Regions from separate parts of the Homo sapiens genome. Here region 2 is linked to region 1. A link is an interaction called in ENCODE POLR2A ChIA-PET data of the cell type or tissue named here. Cell type or tissue: CD4-positive, alpha-beta T cell. All regions are shown on one strand. Links, peaks and the distances in the headings refer to the core of each region. The heading gives the core; the rest is flanking DNA.

Evidence for each region. ChIA-PET counts read pairs that join two places held together with the same protein. Peaks named below come from ENCODE experiments on the same cell type or tissue, not always from the same donor. Only the 100,000 strongest peaks of a DNase experiment are listed, where the experiment ranks them.
Region 2: POLR2A ChIA-PET joins it to region 1 with 5 read pairs; 2 of 35 experiments call an interaction of 5 or more read pairs at or near these places.

The regions. Positions count from the first base shown.
Region 1 is chr19:9,861,497-9,864,413 of GRCh38, reverse strand. All of the region lies in intron 1 of OLFM2 (olfactomedin 2), which reads left to right. Among named protein-coding and RNA genes, the nearest start is that of PIN1, 28 kb to the right of the region's middle. In CD4-positive, alpha-beta T cell, for the core only: no CTCF peak of the experiment used is centred there; DNase peaks (open chromatin) are centred at 463 and 1,343; H3K4me3 peaks cover 878 bases; H3K27ac peaks cover 1,629 bases.
Region 2 is chr19:9,751,791-9,754,707 of GRCh38, reverse strand. It overlaps a transcript of ZNF846 not described here. Among named protein-coding and RNA genes, the nearest start is that of ZNF846, 15 kb to the left of the region's middle. In CD4-positive, alpha-beta T cell, for the core only: no CTCF peak of the experiment used is centred there; no DNase peak of the experiment used is centred there.

The DNA.
Region 1 (2,917 bases), core at 167-2,666:
CATGAAAATCGCTTGAACCCAGGAGGTGGAGGTTGCAGTGAGCCAAGATCGCACCACTGCCCTCCAGCCTGGGAGACACAGCGAGAGTCTGTCTCAAAAATGAAAAATAATAAAATAAACGAATAAATAAAAGAGAAGTAATGAGCAGGTTGCTGCTGTGGACAACTGAGGTGTAAATCTAATGGGTTGCCCTGGAAGATTTCATGAACATACACCTTCGAGTTCTTTCCCACTGGAGAGGCAAGAGGGGTGGTATTAATCACGAATGCCTGTAGGTCATCTCTGAGGATTGCTGGGTGTATTTTCTGCTGGCCCCATGCAAGGGCAGGGTGGGATATGACCACCAGAGAAAGCTCTTGGCTGTGGCCAATCCTGGGCACACCTGCAGTGAATGTTAGCTCCACCCAGCTCCTACCTGAGTACAAGGAAGGCGGAGAAAGTGAGTTACTGTGCTCCGCTGCCAGGGCTGAGGATGTGCAACTTACAAAGAGGGGGTTCCCCCCATTTAGGAAGGGTGTACAAAGGCTCGAAGAATGACTGACTGTAATAGTTTCAGCTGGCGTTTATGAATGGTTTGTTTTCCTTATAGATTAGTGGGGGAGTCAAGCTCATCTGTATAATTTGTACAATTATATCATTTGCTCATATTCCAATAAGCCTTAAAAAAAAAAAGACTCGATTGAGTGGGAGAGAAAAAGGTGGGCTAATAGTTGGAGTCCCCGGGATCGCTCATAATTCACAGCTTGGTTTATCTGTGCTGCAGCTCACGGCACCGATTCTGCTGGGAGATCTAGTAATGGCTGTGCAAATGATCAATGATTGTGGTGCTTTGTTTCTCTGTAAAACACTGGGGTTTTTTTAATCAGAATTTCTTCCATGCCTGTCAGAATGCATCCTGGAATAGGACCAGAATCTTCCATTTACCGCCTCTATGGCCACCACCCATCATCACCTGTCTGGATCTGTGCAGTCACCCCTGCCCTGGCCTCCCTCCCTCGTTCCCTAGAGCAGCCAGAGGTCACTGTGAACACCCAAGTAAGGTCACGTCTCGCCTCTGCACAGAACCCTCCATGGCTCCCACCTTCCTCAGGGCAGAACCCAGAGCCCTCACTGCTTCCCACAAGGCCTTGCCCCATCACCTCCCTTCTCTCATCTGCCTCCACTTACCCCTTACTCAATCTGCTCCAGCCACATGGGCCTCCTCCTTGTTTCACAAACACACCAGGCATGGTCCTGCCTCAGCCTTTCTACTTGCTGTTCTCTCTGCCTGGAACCCCTTCCCCAGACATCCAAATGGCTCCTCCCTCACTTCCTTCAGGTCTTGAACAAAGACTTCAGGTTTTGAACAAACGACGCCTACGTGTGCAAGCCCAAGCCAGTCACCCCACAACCCTCACGTCCCCCCACATCCTTTTTTTTTTTTTTGAGACAGAGTTTCACTCTTTTGCCCAGGCTGGAGTAAAGTGGTGTGATCTCGGCTCACTGCAACCTCGGCTCGCTGCCCCCACCCCGCCAGGTTCAAGCGATTCTCCTGCCTCAGGCTCCCAAGTAGCTGGGATTATAGGCGCACATCACCATGCCCGGCTAATTTTTGTATTTTTAGTAGAGACGGGGTTTTACCATGTTGGCTAAGCTGGTCTGGAACTCCTGACCTCAGGTGATCCACCTGCCTCCACTTCCCAAAGTGCTAGGATTACAGGTGTGAGCCACCGCGTCTGGCCTGTTTTTTTTAAGAGATGGGGTCTCACTCTGTCACCCAGGCTGGAGTGCAGTGGCACAGCCATAGCTCATTGCAGCCTCAACTTCCTGTACCCAAGCAATCCTCCTGCCTCAGCCTTGTGAGTAGCTGGGACCACAGGTGCATGCCACTACATCCAGCTAATTTTTTTTTTTTTTTAATTTTTAGTATAGATGAGGTCTTGTTATGTTGCCCAGGGTGGCCTTAAACTCCTGACCTTCAGTGATCCGCCCCCTTCAGCCTCTTGAAATTCTGGGATTACAGGCGTGAGCCACCATTCCTGGGTCCCTCCAGACATTGATCAGGATTTGTAATGATAGAAATGTCCCCTGCCTTCTCCTTTTCTTCTGTCTCACTCGTCCCTCAAGTTCATCTCAAGAGCCCATTCTCTTGGATACCTCCTCAGAGACCCTCAGCCTGAGGGAAGACCCCCTGTTACTCCCTGCACTACTTCTTCAAAGCACTCACTGCAGCATGTGGTTCTAGAAGTATCACTGGCATTAAGTGGTTGATGTCCGTCTCTCCTAGTAGCTCCATGGACAACCACCAGATGTTTTCTTCATTCCTTCTCTTCCTTGATCCTATCCCAGACCCTATGCCTGGGACAGAAGAGACTCTCATGGATATCTTCTTTTTTTTTTTTTTTTTTTTTCTTTGAGACGGAGTCTTGCTCTGTCGCCCAGGCTGGAGCGCAGTGGCGCAGTCTCAGCTCACTGCAACCTCCGCCTCCCAAGTTCAAGCCATTCTCCTGCCTCAGCCTCCCATGTAGCTGAGATTACAGGTGCCCGCCACCATACTTGGCTAATTTTTGTATTTTTAGTAGAGATGGGGCTTTGCCATGTTGGCCAGGCTGTTCTCAAAACTCCTGACCTCAGGTGATCCACCTGCCTCAGGGGTGTCTTCTAATCAGTTTGGAAGTTTATGATTTGTGTCTAGAGTTCCCTGGTACTTATTTGCATTTCTAAGCCTCTGATAAGTCCTGCAGTAACAAAACTTGTTTCACCCAGTGACACACATTTATTTGACCACAGAGCATCCTTTTCCCAGCACACCTGGTAAGATTACCAGTGTTGGAAGGAGTATGGCTTGGGAAACAAAGCCATAATTGGTCACTGGATTATCTGAGCATTTTGTCTGCCATCACTTTGCCTGGGTGGCTCCAGGTGAGGTGGGGGCACA
Region 2 (2,917 bases), core at 252-2,751, 110 kb after region 1:
AAAATGAGTCTTTTTTATTGGTAATTATATGAAGGGTAAATGGGATAACTTCTCCAATCTAATGGCATAATTTGGCAAAATGGATTAAAATACACAATCCAACTGTATGTTGCCCTTTGCTTTTTTTTTTTTTTTTTTTTTTTAAGACAGAGTCTCGCTCTGTCGCCCAGGCTGGAGTGCAATGGCAAGATCCCGGCTCACTGCAACCTTCACCTCCTGGCTTCCAGAAATTCTCTCTGCCTCAGCCTCCTGAGTAGATAGGATTACAGGCACCCACCACCATGCCCAGCTAATTTTTGTAGTATTAGTAGAGACAGGGTTTTGCCATGTTGACCAGGCTGTCTCAAACTCCTGACTTCAGGTGATCTGCTCACCTCAGCCTCCCAAAGTGCTAGGATTACAGGCATGAGCCATCACGCCTGGCCATCCTTCGCTTTAGATCTAAAGACAAAAAAGGTTGAAAGTTAAATAATGGAAAAAGATCATTCCATGTAAATAGTAACCTAAAGAGAATTTGCCTGGATATATTAATATCAGACAAAGTAAACTTGAAGTAAAAAACTGATAGAAGAGAGAGTGAATGAGAGTATATACTGATAGAAGGTAAAATTCATCAAGAAGATAAAAAAATTATATGTATCAAACATCAGAGCTTAAAATACATGAAGTAAATATTGGCAAAATTAAAGGGAAAAATAGACAATTCTGCATAACAATTGGAGACCTCATTATACCACTTTCAATTTAATAGGTAGAACAGCCACGATAATATCAAGAAGGAAACAGGACAAGTACTATATAACAGTTGGCACAACCCACCCCACAACAGAAGAGAACACATTTTTCTCAAGCATATGTGGAATAGTTTCCAGGAGAAACCATGTGTTAGGCCACAAAACAAATCTTAATGAAATGTAAAAGACTGAAACACAAAGTACCATTTCAAGTCACATAGAATGAAACAAGAAATGAAAAACAAGGAAAACTGGAAAATTCACAAATACATTTTATTGTAAGCAACACACTCCTGATCTATCAATGGGTGAAGCAAGAATTCACAAGGTAAATTAGAAAACATCTTGAGACAAATGAAAACAAAGACATGGCATACCAAAATTTATGAGATGTTGCTGTAGTCTAAATTTTGTCTCCTAGGCTGGGCACGGTGGCTCACACCTGTAATCCCAGCACTTTGGGAGGCCAAGGTGGGTGGATCACAAGGTCAGGAGATTGAGACCATCCTGGCTAAGGTGGTGAAACCCTGTCTCTACTTAAAAAAAAAAAAAAAATCAGCCCAGTGTGGTGCTGGGTGCCTGTAGTCCCAGTTATCCAGGAGGCTGAGGCAGGAGAATGGTGTGAACCTGGGAGGCAGAGCTTGCAGTGAGCCAAGATCACACCACTGCATTCCAGCCTGGGTGACAGAGTGAGACTCCATGTCAAAAATAAATAAATAAATAAATAAATAAATAAATAAATAAATAAATAAATTTTGTCTCCTCAACTTGCGTATGTTGACATCTTAACTCCCAAAGTGATTGTATTAGGAGCTGGGAATTTTGGGACATGATGAAGTCATGAGGGCTCTGCAGAATGGGATTACCCCCCTCATGGAAGACACCCCAAAGATATTTCATGCCACTTCTACTGTATTTGGTTACTTCAAGAAGATGGCTCTCTGTGAACCAGGAAAAGGGCCCTCATCTGACACTGAATCTGACTGTACCTTGAGCTTTGACCTAATCTCCAGAACTCGGAGAAATAAATTTATGTTGTTTATTAACCACCAGTCTATGGTATTTTGTTATAGCAGCCTGAATGGACAGATACAGTGAAAGTAGTGAAAAGAAGGCAACTCATAGCAGTAACTACTCAAATTCAAAAAGAAGAAAGATCTCAAAGACTAAGCCAAGGAATGTTTCACAGAATTCAGCCTAAAAAGAAAAGTGCTGGAAAGGATGTAAATTAAATAATGTATGAGATAAGCAAAAAGCTTCAATATCCAGCTACAAGGCATTCTAGAATGAGAGAATAGAAAAAAAAAAAAGGGAAATCACTGAAAGAAGCAATAAGAATTTTTTTTTTTTTTTTTTTTTGGGATGAAGTCTCACTTTGTTCCCCAGGCTGGAATGCAGTGGAACAATCTCCACTCACTGCAACCTCCACCTCCCAGGTTCAAGTGATTCTCCTGCTTCAGCCTCCCGAGTAGCTGGGATCACAGGCATGCACCACCAAGCTCAGCTAATTTTGTGTATTTTTTTTTTTTGTAGAGACGAAGTTTCATCATGTTGTCCAGGCTGGTGTCAAACTCCTGACTTCAGGTGATCCACCCACCTTGGCCTCCCAAAGTGCTGGGATTATGGACGTGAGCCACCACACCCGCCCTTGAAATACTGTTTCTAAAAGGTATATGGAAGAACAATAGGCAAGGATAATCAAGACCCAGCTGATAAAAAAGGTGGAAGAACTTGCCCTAATGAATATCAAGATTAAAACTATAGTAATTAAGATGCTGTTGCATTGTACACAGACAACTAGACTATTGGTACAAAATAGTCTGGAAATAGTCACGTGTATTAGTCTGTTCTTGAGTTGTTATAAAGAAATACCTGGCTGGTCATGGTGACTCATGCATGTAATCCCAGCACTTTGGGAGGTGATCCACCCACCTCGGCCTCCGAAGTGCTGGGATTACAGGCATGAGCCACTGCACCCCGCAAGATCTCATTTTACAGTAATGTTACATGCATCCATATAAGAGACCACCTGAGCAGGCTTAGTGTGAGCAACAAGGCTGTTTATTCACTAGGGTACAAGTGGGCTGAGTTTGAGAAAGGAGTCAGTGAAGATGGTGGGATTATCATTGGTCTTATAGGTTTGGGATAGGCGGTGGAGTTAGGAGCGACTTTTTTTGTGGGCA